Linked DNA regions of Mus musculus: region 2 is linked to region 1. A link is a loop called in an ENCODE intact Hi-C map of the cell type or tissue named here. Cell type or tissue: left cerebral cortex. All regions are shown on one strand. Each heading gives the region's core, and the rest is flanking DNA. Links, peaks and the distances in the headings are about the cores only.

Region 1 (7,416 bases), core at 1,366-5,365:
TATGTGGAAGAAGAGGCAGAAAGATAACAAAGGCCAGAGGTAGTTGGTGGCTCTGAGGAAACAGCCTTCCAGACACAGCAGGGTAGATGTACGTAAGAACTCACAGAGATTGTAGCAGCTTGTGTACAGGTTCAAGTCGGATGGCGTCCCAGCACTGAGAGGTAAGTGGACACGGGGTCCCGCCTCAGCCAAGATTCTATATGTAACTGATACCTGCTGGCACATCACCCACGCCTTCACTTTCACTTACAGACTGTGTCTCTTTGTTGTGATTTCTGACATCAGCAACCAAAATCATCTTAGATTCCACGGTATCCTTTCCCCCTCCTGCTCAGAGGCCAGGACTTCTCCATGGCGATATCCCACTGAAACCCAGCCCATTTTTTTTTTTTCAACATGAAAAGCATGGTAAGGGAATTCTATTGACCATTTCATCGAATCATGATTGACCGGGGACAGTTCCGGTGGGAGAGAGATACCTTACCATTAACATCCAAAGCTGCTTTGCATGGGCTTGCCCTGGTGGCTGGTTTGTGCTGGGGTCTGGAGTAGTTAATAACAGGTTCATGGAAAACAGATTCAGTAAAATCCCTTCTCTCCCCTTGTGCCCAGATGCAACTGCAAGCCAATGTTAACAGGCATGTTACACGGAGGCCACAATGGCTCCTGTGCCCCAAAGGGCAGAAGTGTGGGGGTGGGGGCTTCATCCAAGGAGAAGAAATTCCCAGGGTTCCAGGGAAGCAAGGTGTGATGGTTTGTATATGCTTGGGCCAGGGAGTGACACTGTTGGAAGGTGTGGCCTTGTTGGAGTAGGTGTGTCACTGTGGGCATGGGCTTTAAGACCCTCATCCTAGCTACCTGGAAGCCAGTCTTCTGCTAGCAGCCTTCAGATGAGGATGTAGAACTCTCAGCTCCTCCTGCACCATGTCTGCCTGGATGCTGCCAGGCTCCCACCTTGATGATAATGGACTGAACCTCTGAATCTATAAGCTAGCCCCAATTAAATGTTATCCTTATAAGAGTTGCCATGGACATGGTGTCTGTTCAAAGCAGTAAAACCCTAAGACACAAGACTTCTTTTTCTTTTCTTTTTTTCTTTTTTGGTTTTTCGAGACAGGGTTTCTCTGTATAGCCCTGGCTGTTCTGGAACTCACTCTGTAGACCAGGCTGGCCTTGAACTCAGAAATCTGCCTGCCTCTTCCTCCCAAATGCTGGGATTAGAGGCATGCGCCACCACTGCTTGGCCGACATAAGACTTCTTAAATTAAAACAAAAACATTATATGTAGAAATGGGGACATCAGAGGGAGAATCAACCCATTACCTCCATGGTCACTGAACAAAGAAGCTGGTGTCCTGGGCTTCAAGATAAGGGGTGTCCGTGTGCATGCCCACTGTCCTCATCTCAAGGGCACCAGAAGTCTCCCTCTAGGAGGTGCTGGGTGCTGTATCTGGCTTGTATTAGTTGGAGTTCTCTAGAGGAACAGAACAAAGAGAATGGATATATAATACAAAAGAGGTTTGTTAGATCAGCTTATGTGATATTGTCCACATACTGGAGAACCCTCAGTATCCTAGGCAGTCCTCAAAGCCTTGGGAATCCTAGAGCCTCTGGTCTCCAGTCCACATTGGAAGGCCAAAGAAGTTGGATTCTGATGTCAGGCAAGAGTGACAGCAACAGCAACAGCGTGGATTTGCTTAGTAACGTGATGCAGAGGCAGACAGGCAGTACTAATTCCCTCTCAGTCTTCTTTGTATCTGGGCAACCGCTGGAAGGTGTTGCCCACTCTAGGTGAGGGTCTTCTTTCCTCAGTTAATTCTCCCCGGAAATACCTTCACAGAGAGACCCAAAGGTTTGTCTCTTAGTTGATTCCAGATTCCAACAAGTTGACACTCAAGATTCATCCTTATACCACCATGGGCTCTCGGGAAGCCAAGACCAAGATGATCAACCCACTCTTAGCTCATTATCTGGAGCCAAAGCTGCTCATACCTGCAGGTCCCTTTGGGCCCCCGACTCTCTTGCATACCTCCATGAAGCGCCAAGAGGAAGTAGGAAGGAGATGGAACCAGATCTGCACATTACAATCAAAGAACACTATATACTTGGTAATATATATATATCCCATGGAATATCATACAGGTGGTAAAAATAAATAAAATAAAATAAAATAAAATAAATAAGAAAAAGTAAAGGAAAAGGCCAGAGTCTGTCTACATCTGACATGGAAGGACATGCCAACATCACCATATTCAGAACATTCCCTGTTGTTTGAGGTGCTCACAATAGCCATGTCTTGTCTAATTCTTCCAATTAGAATATTCATATAGTTTGGAATTTCCCAAGCAGATAAGGTTTAAAAACCCAACCAAGATGGCAATTGATGTAGATACAACTAGCTAAGGTGCAAAAAATTAAGAGTGCTCAGCCCTGAGTGGGCGTGTCTGTATCGCATACCTACCACCAAATGCTCTCAGATCCTTGTGGGAGAGGGGAGAGGGAAGACTGTGAGAGTCGGAGGTGTCGGGCGACTATGTGAAACAGTATCTTTTGGACCTGATAGGATTGTTGTGCACCCGAGTTCACAGCCGGGACTGCACGTGCAAGACTTACACAACATCAAGCCAGTCGAAACCCCAGTGTGCTTCATAAAACCCTACCCCTGTGAAGAGCTGTTGGCAACTGGTGGCTTTTGGGGGAGAGTGGGTCGGGTTTCTTTGGAGATTCTGCCTCTTGTAGGTTACCCAAGCCCCGGCAGGTGACTCTGCATTGTGCCCATATTAACAGCGCCACGTGGTTTACGAGTTCAAACCCTATGCATGTTGGTACCTCAATCTGCCGCTTAGCAGAGCCCAGCAGACCCTGGCACACCACAATGTCCCCCCCCACACACACACCAATACTGTGGGGTGAGATCCCACAGATCCTGGTGGCTGTTCTGTGTTGTGCTAAGAGGGCATTTCATTTCTTGGGCGAGAACAACCAGAAAGACCAAATGTGGTCTCTACTGAAAACTGTCCGTGTGAATGGCGGGCTGTATTTCGCAGCCAGCGCAGTGAGACCTTTACGGGGGCTCTTTGGGATTATCGCTGCCCACTGACATTGGGCACAGTGAAAGGAAAAGGAACCAGAGCAAACCAGGAACACGGGAGCAAAGCAGGGAGACAGACATAAAAAACCATGGTGGTCAGACTTGGTATTTCTCCAGAGACACCACACGGGGGCGCTCTAAACCTGGATACTCTACCAACCCCAGACTTCAGTTTGAGGCTTAGAGGCTTAATTTGCTGTGTGTCCTTTAGAGACAGGGTCCTAATAACCAAGTACAAAGCGGCGACATAGAAAAGATGAACAAAAACTCATCGATTCAGGGACTCAGATGGTCACTGGCTGTGGCTCAGTGCGATCTGAAGGCACTATTTGGGGGTATTTTGTAGATCTGTGGGGTCTACTAGGCAAAGATAGATGATGGTTTCTATTTCTATCTAGATTGAGCTGAGCTGGTGACAATGGTGGCATCTCACTTGTGAGCTTGCTTTTGTGGGGACAACTGGGATGACAGGGCATGAGTTGACCTTGCTTTGAGGGCTGTTTGGTGACAACAGGTCATTTCTTTCTTTCTTTCCACCAATTATTGTTCTTACAGCTTTTCCCCCATGGGTTCTGGGTAACCATATCCAGGTTCCCAGGCTTGTGAGAGAACCGCTTTACTAGTTAAACCACCTCCCCCATCCCTGGGGCGGAACGTCTTATTTATGCCATTCATTGGGCTTTACCAAAGACACAACCCAGCTCCCTCTTGGGTTGGTTGCCATATTGAATCAATGGTCAATTTCCAGATTTCTATATATTCTCCAAAATTCTTCCTCAATGATATACATAAGCACCTTCAAAGAACAAGGAGAATGAGTCCTGGCAGGAAAGCACACATCCACTGTTTGAGGTGTGCACACATGTGTGTAAGAATACCCTTGGAGAGCACACCCTAACACCTGCCCTGACCAGGCCGCATGTGCTTCTGGGAAAATCACAGTAACTCGAGTTGTCCCCCACCCAGTGACACCTGCTTAACTGTTTTCAGATTTTTAAATCCAGGTGACATGTTGGGAAATCTGGAGTTTCTGTGAGGCAAGCAAGATATTCCCTGTCCCTGCTTGGTGTCTATGGACACACTGTAAAATTCTTCACCGCTGCCTGAGAAAATGACCCCAGGGAGCTCCTGGTGATTCGACCAGGGATGCTGGGCAGAGGGTTCCCGGCAAGAATGCAGAGAGCCTCTTTTACCCCTGCCCTCCTTTGCCTCTTGCTTGTGCGAGCTGTTGGCATCCCCCACTGCCACGGGAGCCCAGCCTCTTCAGCTTTCCAGCAGGACTGAAGGCTAGCAGCTCTCTGGGAATCCTCCAGGCCTTCAGTAAGATTGTGACTGGTAAGTCGGCTCGCCTCCCGGTTGTCAGTTACAGTTAGATTGTCCTCCCTGTATCCCGTAAGCCAATCTAATAAATTTAGTATATACTCTGTCTGTTGGTCCTGTCTCTCACCATGATGAGTAAACAAAGAATATTTTGTTATCAGAGACTCAGGACATCCTAGGACATCGTGGTTGGACTCTGGACACATGGTCCAGAGTGTCTTTAATGATGTCATAGGAACTCAAATCAAACCTACTTTTTTTTTTCTAGGTCGTACTAAGGCTTGGGTTAAGCAGAAGGAGAAAAAAGGAAATGGGCATAAATTTCAGAGAGCCTCTGAAGCCCATATCGATTCAGAGCCTGGGACTCAAACGAGTGGATCAATGTGTTCTTGTTGTCAAAGGTGCCAAGTCCTATTTTCTGCCCTGCTGAGATCCACAGGACGAGCGGTCTGACTAAGTGAGCCCGTGCAGCTCTAATGGCTCTCTGATGAGCTCTCACGCTGTGGTCTGACTTGCAAAAAAAAAAAAATTACCAATATTTTTAGGCCCTGAAGGAAAAGTCCAGCTGCCCTGGCTCTTTAATGATGGTGTAATAAAATTTTTCTGACAGTCACAGCAGACTTTATTAGGGGAAAATTTAAGTGGTGACTGCCCTGAGAGGCATTTTCTACTCAAAATTGCTTAGCGTCCTTCTGTTCCTTCCCGCAGCCATAACTGGCATTCCACACAGGAAAGGAAGAATTTGTTCCAGTCACCTCTGGTTGGCTTGTGAGGACCAACAGTTGAACATGGAAATGACGTCAGCTGACTGCGCTGGATGAGCAATAAGCAAGACTTAGTTATTCAGGCTGAAAGGAGAGTGTGAAACGAAGATGATGCAGTGGTTTGCGCACCTCATTCCTTTCCTTAAATGTTCATTAAATGAGGTTACAAAAGCATCCTTATCTGGTTATTGAAAAGGTTATTTCAGAAACTAGGATCATGCTTCAACTCTGATACCAGAGGGGCCTTTGAAGAGGATTAGAGAACTCAAGGTGAGGGGGGAGAGTTTCAAGACAGACATTCTGTGAATGGGGCCCTTGAGCAGGTGCTAGACCCCTTCTGAGAACTGCATGGGGCTGGCCTGTTTGCAGAGCACTCATGAGCTCTGTGAACACCTCAGGGGGAGGGGGTGAACAGAGAAGGAGCCGCTCTTTTTCCTTTGCAAATGTAACAAAATATCCCCAACAAAATATCCCCATTCTTTAGAGTTTTTAGATTTATTTTTGTTTCCAATTATGAGAGAGAGAGAGAGAGAGAGAGAGAGAGAGAGAGAGAGAGAGAGAGCATCAGATCCCCTAGAGCTGGGGTTACAGGCAGCTGCAAGCCCACCAGTGTGGGTGCCAGGAACGGAAGGCTGGGAAGTGTTCGTTTTTAGTGACTGAACCGCCTCTCTAGCTTCCATGTTCTTAACACACATAAAGTAATAATTCTTTAGTATCAAGCACACACAGGGGCAGAGCTTAACACTCTCAGAAATGCCGCCTTCCCCTGTTGGCTTGCTTGAGTCTAGATCCCAACAATTTCCTGTTTCTTAGTCTATGCCATATGTTTCTTTAGAAATATTTTTTTCCATTTCCCCTTTCATTATACAGGGCTACTCAAGGCCATTTCATGAGTGTGTAGTACATTTTGAGCATAATCACTGTACCCCATTGCCCCCCACACCACCTCTGCCCATCACCCACTCTGCTGTTCCTCAGCTTCACATGCCACAGGCACACATACAATTTTATGAATCTGTGATGTCTTGGGTCCACAATGCTTTTGTGCTTTCGCCTTTTTCTCCTCTTTCTCCTCCTCCTCCTCTTCTTCGACTTCTCCTCCTCCTTCTCTTCCTCCTCCTCCTCTTCTTCCTCTTATTCTTCCTCTTCCTCTCCTCCTCCTCCTTTCTTCCTCTTCCTTATTTCTTGCTTTCTCTTCTTCTTCCTCTTCTTCTCTTCCACCTCCTTCCTTCCTTTCTTTCTTTCTTCTTTCTTTCTTTCTTTCTTCCTTCCTTCCTTTCTCTCTCTCTCTTCTTCCCCTCCTTCTTTCTTCCTCTTCTTTCTTGCTTTCTCTTCCTCTTCTCCTTCTCCTCCTCCTTCTCCCTTTTCCTCCTCCTCCTCCTCCTTCTTTTCGGCAAGGTCTAATCTCAAATTCAAGCCCCTCTTGCCTGTTTCTCTCCAGTGCTGCGATTACAGGTATGTGTCACCACGCCTGCACCAGCTTAAAAAAAAAAAAAAAAAAAAAAAAGCAGTAGCAGCAACCATCTGGTTTGGCAGTTCTGGGCCAGAGCTGTCAGAGCTGTCAACCAGAGGACACAGCATTTACTCCAAGCATACACTTCCATGACGGTACCAGTTGGTTCTCCCACAGGGTTTCCCAGTGACTCATGAGCATCTGTAGACGTGGGATGTTTCTTTCTGCCCTTCTGTTTCCTGTGAATCCTTTACAGTGTGCCTGTCAAGGTGGCCACAGTGAGGGGAGACAAGGATAAGTCATTGCATCTGCTCTCAACAAGCAAGGTCTTTTCCTGGGAGGACCAGGTGGTCATCTCTAGATAACCATGTGGTGCCAGATTCTCACACCCGAGGCAGGCAGCTCATTCTCTTCCCTGGAACACATGAGCAGCAGATGGCCGTGCACTTCCCAAGGATGGATCCCACAGCTTTTCCTCAGTCAGTCCCCAGCATGAATCTAGATGGAAAAGCAGTTTGGGATAGCTTGGCAGAGTTGCAGCTGTCTCTGGCCAGGCAGCAAGGCTTCCTGACAGAGACCGTGGACCCTGATCTTAACCTTAACACAGTGAGGTTCCAGGAAGAGCACAGCAGCCTCTTGTAGCTTATCTGCAGAACCTGGAGTTCTAATAAATCAGCGTGGGGAAAGAGGCACTGCTGGTTTATCCAGGATGGAAGCTTCTGGTTCTTTACACAGAAGACAAAATGAAAGAATTTTAAAACGGAACAGCTCTTTAGTGTAGTAAAATA
Region 2 (7,416 bases), core at 1,874-5,873, 140 kb after region 1:
TATTTTATTTTATTTTATTTTATTTTATTTTATTTTATTTTATTTTATTTTATTTTATTTTATTTTGATGCAGGGTTTATCTGTGTAGCCCTGGCTATCCTGGGACTTTATAGACCAGGCTGGCACCAAAATCAGAGAGGGAGGAGGGCGGGGGCAGCACTTGTCTAATGTGTGAGCTCCCAGGACGACCCCCATCCCTGTAGACTATAAACATACACAGAGCTATGACACCACCCGAAGCCCTCCTCTGTAGTGAGCCCACCAGTCTCTTGACAGGAGCTTATCACTCTTCAGCACCATCCTAGAAGGCACGGCTGATGCAAGGTCTGGGATGAAGTGGCTGCGCATCCTGATGGCCTAGAGGGAAGCTTGAGGTTGTGTTGTGCCTCAGGGGGACAGCAAGCTTTGTACAGAGGGTGGGGACCCTGTTCCAGGCACCCTGTTTCTGTGCCTTCGCCTGCCTGACTGTGTAGTTCTCTGGGAGCCGGTTCGTGTGGTTTTAGGTAAGGAGCCTGGTAGTCAGTGCAACCAGCCCAGCAAGTGCCTGGTCTCCTGGAGAGGAGCAAGAGTTCTCCCATCAGGACCCTGCCCAGCAGGGACTTGCAGGGGCTTACTTATCTTGCCTACAGGTGACCTGTAACCAGAGTTCCCAGGCTGGCGGGCAGGAAGGAGAAAGCATGTTCCTGGTTTCTTGTATGGCAACATTGTTTCCAATTCCTCTGCCTGACACCCACTCTTTCTGCTAAATATTTTAAGTGGAGGTAGCAACTCAAAAGAGATGTTCTATTCCTCCTCTGTAATTTCCTTCTTACTTTGTGTTCTGTTTTCTCCTCTCTCCTCCCAAACGTATACAGGCAACCTTAATTCTGAAAGAAATAAGCATGAGGCTTGTAAATTATCTAAAGCTCACACTTTCCCTCTTCCTCCTCTCTGAGCCACCGGCTGAGTGTCGGGGGTGGGGTGTTCTAGGGAGGGACAGAACTGACAGACTGCATATGCGTGGAGCTTGGCTTACACTGTGTGGGCTGCGCAGCACAGCAGCATCGCTATCCACGTTTTAGAGAGACTGAGACCAGTGGCCACTCAGTTGGCAAGGCCAGCGCCTCAGAACTCCCAGTATGGTGCTGGAGACACTACTGATCTTCAGTCCTTCTTGTAAGGATGTAGAAGCTGAGTCACAATATCACTGAAGGACAGCGGTGGCTGCAGCTGCAGCAACCTGGTGCTCACTAGCAGGATAGATGTGGGCAGGGAAAGACAGATCATTTTCTTCTGAGGCCATCTTTCTATCTTCTCCCTGTTCATCCTTCCTGGAAATGCCCACACAGATCAGCACAGAGTCTGTCTCACTTAATTCCAGACCCAGTTAAACTGACAAGGAAGATCAGCCGTCACTCCTACCCAATGCTAACCACTGTTCAGCCCACTTCAAGAACCTCCAGAGTATAAAGGGTAGGAGAAGGTGGGAGGGCTGACTTGTCCTCTCAGGATGTGGCAGGTAGGTGTATGTGGGTGGACAGATTACAGGACTTGAGGAAGAATGGAGCCAGAACCCAGCGGATGGTTTTGAAGCCCTGAATTGGTTACTTTGACATAGCTATGAGGAATCAAAGAGCGAATTAACGAAGGAAAGGCCTATTTGGGTTCAGTGCTTCACCACAGGGAGGGTCACAGCAAGCAGCCCACGGCACCACATCCAGGAAGCAGAGAGCAAGACAGGAAATGGCTAGGTATAACCAGTTCCAGGTGACCTCCTTCCTTCTGCTCAGTCAGCTCCCATAACCATCCTCACGGGAGTGGAGGTATTCTGAAGAGAGGCATTGCGTCCCACACTTTGGCCATCAGACTATTAAAGTAATAGTCTCCAAGAAATTTGAATTTCCTAGGAGTATCTTCTTGGGGGAAGGGCAAGGATGCAGCCTGGCGCCAGTGAGAGGGACAACTTGTCTCCCAGGAAGAGATGTCACACAGCTCTGACAACCTGTCAGATCGCTGTGCAGGGCAGGAGCTGAGAGCAAGGTCAGCGATGGGCGGAACCACACTTGACCAGCATGGCTTAGCTATGCACACACGCCCTCAATTCAATCCAAACCTCCTGTCAGGACTCTGATGATGAACTTGGGGGTCACTGCACCCCTTTGTTCCTCTTCCCAACATTGCTTGTCTCTTGTCTGTTTAATTGGCCTAGGGAGGACAGGGGTGCAGTCTAGCTTTTTATGGCTCCCAGGGCCCGGGTTATAAACATAACAGCTCTGGTCATACCATCTCTTGTTTCCAGAACTTCTCTCTCAATTTGGACCAACTACTCAAATCAGGAGGCTAGGGTGGGCTTTTTCCTATTCAAACAGTGATATCCTCTTAGCTCTCGTCAGAGCTAAACTGGATCTGAATCCGTGACAGCTCACTAGTCTCAAGATGTCAAGAGACTCCTGACTCCAGACTTAATCTAACACCTTCTAGCCTTCCCAATCTGGCAATTGTTGCAGGATGCCTGGGGTAAAATAAAAAAACCTGAGTAGTGTGTAATCAATTCAAGGCCAATAGTGACTTCTCCACTCAAGGAAGAATCAGACTTTTCTTGTGGAGAAAGTGAAAATAAAACATTTTGAGGGTTGCTGGGATGATGGGATTCCTTAATACCCCCAACTATGGAACACTCCTCACTACCAGAACACACTTACTTCAATATATTTGTGTATGTGTCCGTGGATGGGTGTGCATGGGTATGTAGGTTCATGTGGACCTCGGAGACCAGCCACAGGTGTCATTCCTTGGGTACTGTCTATCTTTGAAGCAGAGTCCCTCACTGGGACCTGGGCTTGCCTGTCTTCATCTTCTCAGAACTGCTATCACGGGTGTAAGTCAGTGGTCCCATGGGTCTGGTGGTGATCCTAGTAGTCCTACAGCAGACATGTTACTGATGAGGCCAACCCCTGGCCCTGCTCTATTAATTCCCTTAGTGAAGAAAACATATGTGTTGGCGTGACTCTCTGACCATTGCTTAGTGAGGGAGCGGGTGCAATTTTGCAGCAAGGACTGCAGTTTTGTCTAAATGCACAGACTCTTCACTCAGTTTACAGATGCCTGATGGGTAACTATGATGGTTAATCTTGACTGGATTGAAATGATCCCCTGGGAGCGACTGTTAGAGTGCTTCCTGAGATAATTAACCAAAGTAGAGAGGATCTGTGAATGTGGACGGACTTTGAATGTGGGCGGGACCATCCCCTAGGCTGGGAGCACAGTGGAACTAGAGAGGGAGGCAATGATTCAGGGACACTATGTCTCTTGGCCAGTCAGTGCTGTGTGTCACCACCACGATATCCGGTCTTGGCTCATGTTCATTGCAAAGAATCCTGCTAACCATGGATGGGAGCCACAACTCAAGGCAAACCTTTCTACTTGATAAGTTGTTTCTCTATGGTGTTTGTCACAGCAACAGACGTCTGCTGAGTACAGGGGGGCAGAAGCCTGACAACTCTGCCTTCTTTCCTTTGCTCTCCATTCCTACTTTACAGGTGCTCAGCTCTGCACATAGACATGTTCGTCGTTAAGAAATGTTCACTTTCTAAAATTACCAAGTCTCTCTTCTCTTCACTTAAGAACAAAGACAGCAAAACAAGAAGAACTAAAATACTGTGGGAATTTGTAGGGACCTTACAATCCACTGGTCTGTAGTGGGTTGGCCTGATGCTGCTTGTCTTCTAATGTGAAGTTTATTTGGGCTTCCAAAACTGGTTGCCCTAGCGACAAGGAGAGAGTCCGCACACAAGTGACCCTGCCTCCAAGTTATTTCTGATTGGTAAAGATGCCAACAGCCAATAGCTGGGCAGAGGGACATAGGTAGGGTTTAGGTTTTGAGGGCTTGGGTTGGAGAAGGACCATGAGAGAAGAAGAACATGCAGGAGAGAAGGGAAAGAGAGAGCCGCCATAGGTTAACTAAGCCATAAAAATGTGTCCATGAGGGCTGGCCAACTGGAGCTAAGAGCAGCCCAGGTGAAACATAGTAAGTAATGACTTGGGGTTATCAATAGGAAAGTAGATTCTAACAGCATGGAAGGTAGGCAGCTGCCCAGGTACTGTGCTGTTTAAGGTTTATTAAAAACATAAAGGCTGTGTGTGTTCCCTCCTCCCCCCAGGAACTCAATAACCAAAGGGGGTTGGGTAGAAACCCTGGGCTAGGAATTATTTAATACAACAGTGGTCTTCAGCTCTTAACCTTTGCAACATGCTTTCTAACCACCAGGGGTCTCCAGTCACTACCCTAAACCTAAAGGACAGTCCCACTGACCTTACAGATACCATCTTGCCTTTCTGATTGCTTGTTTCTCTGGACCACTCCTTCCTGCAAACACCTCGTATTTCAAGAGGAACGGGGCGAGAAAGCATCTTGTGACAGGAACTGAAACTCCTGCAGGCGACAGCAGCTCCATCCTGACAGATGAGGCTCCCACATTCACTCTGAGTGTTCGAATGGGATTTGTTGCCCAATAGGCTCAATTGTTTGAACACTTGCTTCCCAGATGGTGGCGCTGTTTTGATAGGTTGTGGAACCTTGAAGAGGAAGTCTGTCACTGGAAACAGACCTGGAGGTTTTATAGCCTCTCCCTCCTCGATATTTTCTCTCTGGCATCTCTCCAGCCCCTCTTTTAAATTAAATAGTTAGTTAATTAATTTGAGTTAACAAATTCATTAATTTTTAGAATTTTAATCTATTTTGTTCCACTATTTGAGTATCTTCGTGTAGAGGGTGAGAAGGCATAAGACTGGGGACCAATGCTTGCCTGCTAGTCCTTTGTGACTGTTCTTGAACAAGCCCTTGAATTTCACCTGTTTCTTCTGAATATGAGGCTTGCAGCCTTCCCTGGCTGGGATTTCATTCTCACTATAGCCCTAGGAGAGACGGTATTGGCAAAGCATTGGGATCCTGGCCTGACTTTGCCTCAACCCCAAAATTATACCAGGGACTCTGCTGATGGTGTGAAATCTTGCTTAGATATAATGTCTGGGAGCTTAAAGTGTGTCTTAGTTAGGGTTTCCATTGCTGTGAAGAGGCACCATGACCTTAGCAACTCTTATAAAGGAAAACATTTAATTTGGGCTGACTGACAATGTCAGAGACTTAGTCCATTATCACCATGGCAGGAAACATGGCAGTGCGCAGGCAGACATGGAGCTGGAGGAGCTGAAAGTTCTACATCTTGATCCACAGGCAGCAGAAGGAGACTATGTACAGCAGTGGGCATAGCTTGAGCATATATGACCTGAAAGCCAGCCTCCAGTGACACACTTCCTCCAACAAGGCCACACCTCCTCCAATAAGGCTATATCTCTGAATAGTGCCACTCCCTATGGTTAAATATTCAAACACATGAGTCCACAGGGCCAAATCTTTTCAAACCACCACAAAGTGAAAAACCAAAGATAGCAGACCATCAGTACAGATATCCCCAAGAGGTCTTCCAGTTACAGGTGCTTAGGGATCTTCAAGAGACACGGCAGGGAACACAAGGGTGAGATTTGGCACTCTGGGATGCGCAGAAAGCTAAGCACACATTGCTCTTGACCCTCACATCTGCCCGGAGATCCCTATTCCCTTTCCATTTCCATGTGTTCTGTTTTGTGTGCATGGCTGCATCTCCTCCCTTCCTCATAGTGAAGTATGGCAAAGGAAAGGGCTCCAGGAAGTTAAAGTTTTCTAGTAAACAAGTTTGCAGGTAGATGCTGTGCAGGGAAGGGAATTACCAGACATCCAGGGTCACTTTTTTTTTTAATTGCAGTTATGTGTATATGAGCACATGCCATGAAGTTTGTGTGGAAATCAGAGGACAGCGTGTAGGATTTAGTCCTCACCTTACACTGGATGGATCCCAGGGATGGAACCCAGTCTTTAGATGTTGCAGTAAATGCTTCTGTCGAGTGCTCCACTTTGCCTGCCTGGAGACACTTCCCCCAGTAACATTTCTGGATCCATGCTGCGAGTGCTTCCCGGTACCAAAATAGGACACAATAGTTTTTGCTACTGAGATTTCTTTTCTGTTTCCCTTGATGTGGTTTTAGAGCTACAAGTGTGTTTCTCAGTCCCAGAGGCAAAGTCCAGCTACCTAGGAAGATTTTAAGCAGAGTCGGGCAAGCCTTCTTCTTAGGAGCTCAGATTCCGCAGGTGTGGAGTGGGACCCTAACATTAGGAGTTGTTTAAAAGCTCCTGCTGTGGTCTGTTGTGTGTCTGTCTCTGAGAAGCACTCAGCCTGGGAGTGGATCTGTCCTGAGTGCTCACGGAGCACCCACCCCAGCCTTCCTAAGACAAGAGAGAACTGCTCTACTGTACAATCCACTGTGAGAATTCTTCTCTACCCTCACATTTGCCTCTTGTTACCTCTATGCTCTGTAACCTCATCATGGCACAATCTTGACCATCCTCCTACATGTGAGCCTGCTGTTTATGATCCCCATCCTTACAGGAACCTTTCTGGGTTCCCTTTGTGTGTAAGAGTTTACCCGGGGAGACAGAGCATGCATGTCTACTTAACTCAAAAAGGGAACCCAAGGCAGAGTAATGATTGCATCAAAGTCCAACTTGGTGAAGTGATGATTGTTATGGGGATTTGCTAACAGGAGCATGGGCAAGGCACTGTTTACAAAATTGGGTGCATCATGGAAAATCTCATGGGTATAGCCCACAATAGCTGTACCCCAAGCTCTCTACACAACCTGCAGACACCTTGATAGGTCCAAGGATTTCCTCTTGGCATAAAGGCTGGTCATAGCATCTCCTTCCTAGCGAAGGAAAATGAGATTTTATAATGTGTGATCCATGTAAAAGAGTTGTCTATGAGCCCGGATGCCAGGGCAGGGATCTTGACTGTAAAGATGAAAAAGAATGCAAGGACGCAGGCAAGGCTATCTTGTCTGAGTTGACACCATCTGGCCAGAACCTCCCCTCTGTCTATTGCCCCTTGGTGCTGGGTAAAGTCATACGTCAACTGGTTGCTATGTGAACAAAGATAAGCCCCCGGCCCACAGGAACAAAGTCCTGATGCCCTTTGGCTGACATGTAATCTTACTGTTAATGTTTGAATGAGCCAATCCCATACCTTTGTTGAAATTCCTCTCACCCCTATCCCCTTTTCTTCCATAAAAACCCCTAGCTCTGGAGACTCGGGGTCAACTCCCCTGCCTCCTGTGTGAGGTACGTGTAGGCCCAGAGCTCTGCCAATAAAGCCTTGTGTGTATTGCAACAAGAAGGATTCTTGCGTGTTCATGGGTGCACCCTATCCCTGGACTAGAGTGTGGGTCCCCATATTGGGGGTCCTACACTAGCACCTGCTTACCGATTTATAACCCTGGGACCATCCTTGTGAACTTTGCAGGTTTTGGCTTCTTATGAGGGTTGTTTACTTCTTGAGTCTCCTGAGC

The links. Hi-C counts contacts between places; a loop is a spot of excess contacts. Peaks named below come from ENCODE experiments on the same cell type or tissue, not always from the same donor. Only the 100,000 strongest peaks of a DNase experiment are listed, where the experiment ranks them.
Region 2: it touches region 1 in a loop (3-fold over the local background); 17 of 42 quality-filtered maps call a loop at or near these places.

The regions. Positions count from the first base shown.
Region 1 is chr8:125,952,630-125,960,045 of GRCm38, forward strand. It overlaps Gm31069 (a long non-coding RNA gene), which reads left to right and starts at 4,322. Exons shown (of 2, transcript XR_388208.3): 1 at 4,322-4,426; 2 at 5,120-5,349. In left cerebral cortex, for the core only: a CTCF peak has its summit at 3,226 (motif pointing right); DNase peaks (open chromatin) are centred at 3,244 and 5,290.
Region 2 is chr8:126,095,831-126,103,246 of GRCm38, forward strand. The region is part of intron 1 of Gm46072 (a long non-coding RNA gene); the gene reads left to right. Among named protein-coding and RNA genes, the nearest start is that of Gm46072, 27 kb to the left of the region's middle. In left cerebral cortex, for the core only: a CTCF peak has its summit at 4,251 (motif pointing right); no DNase peak of the experiment used is centred there.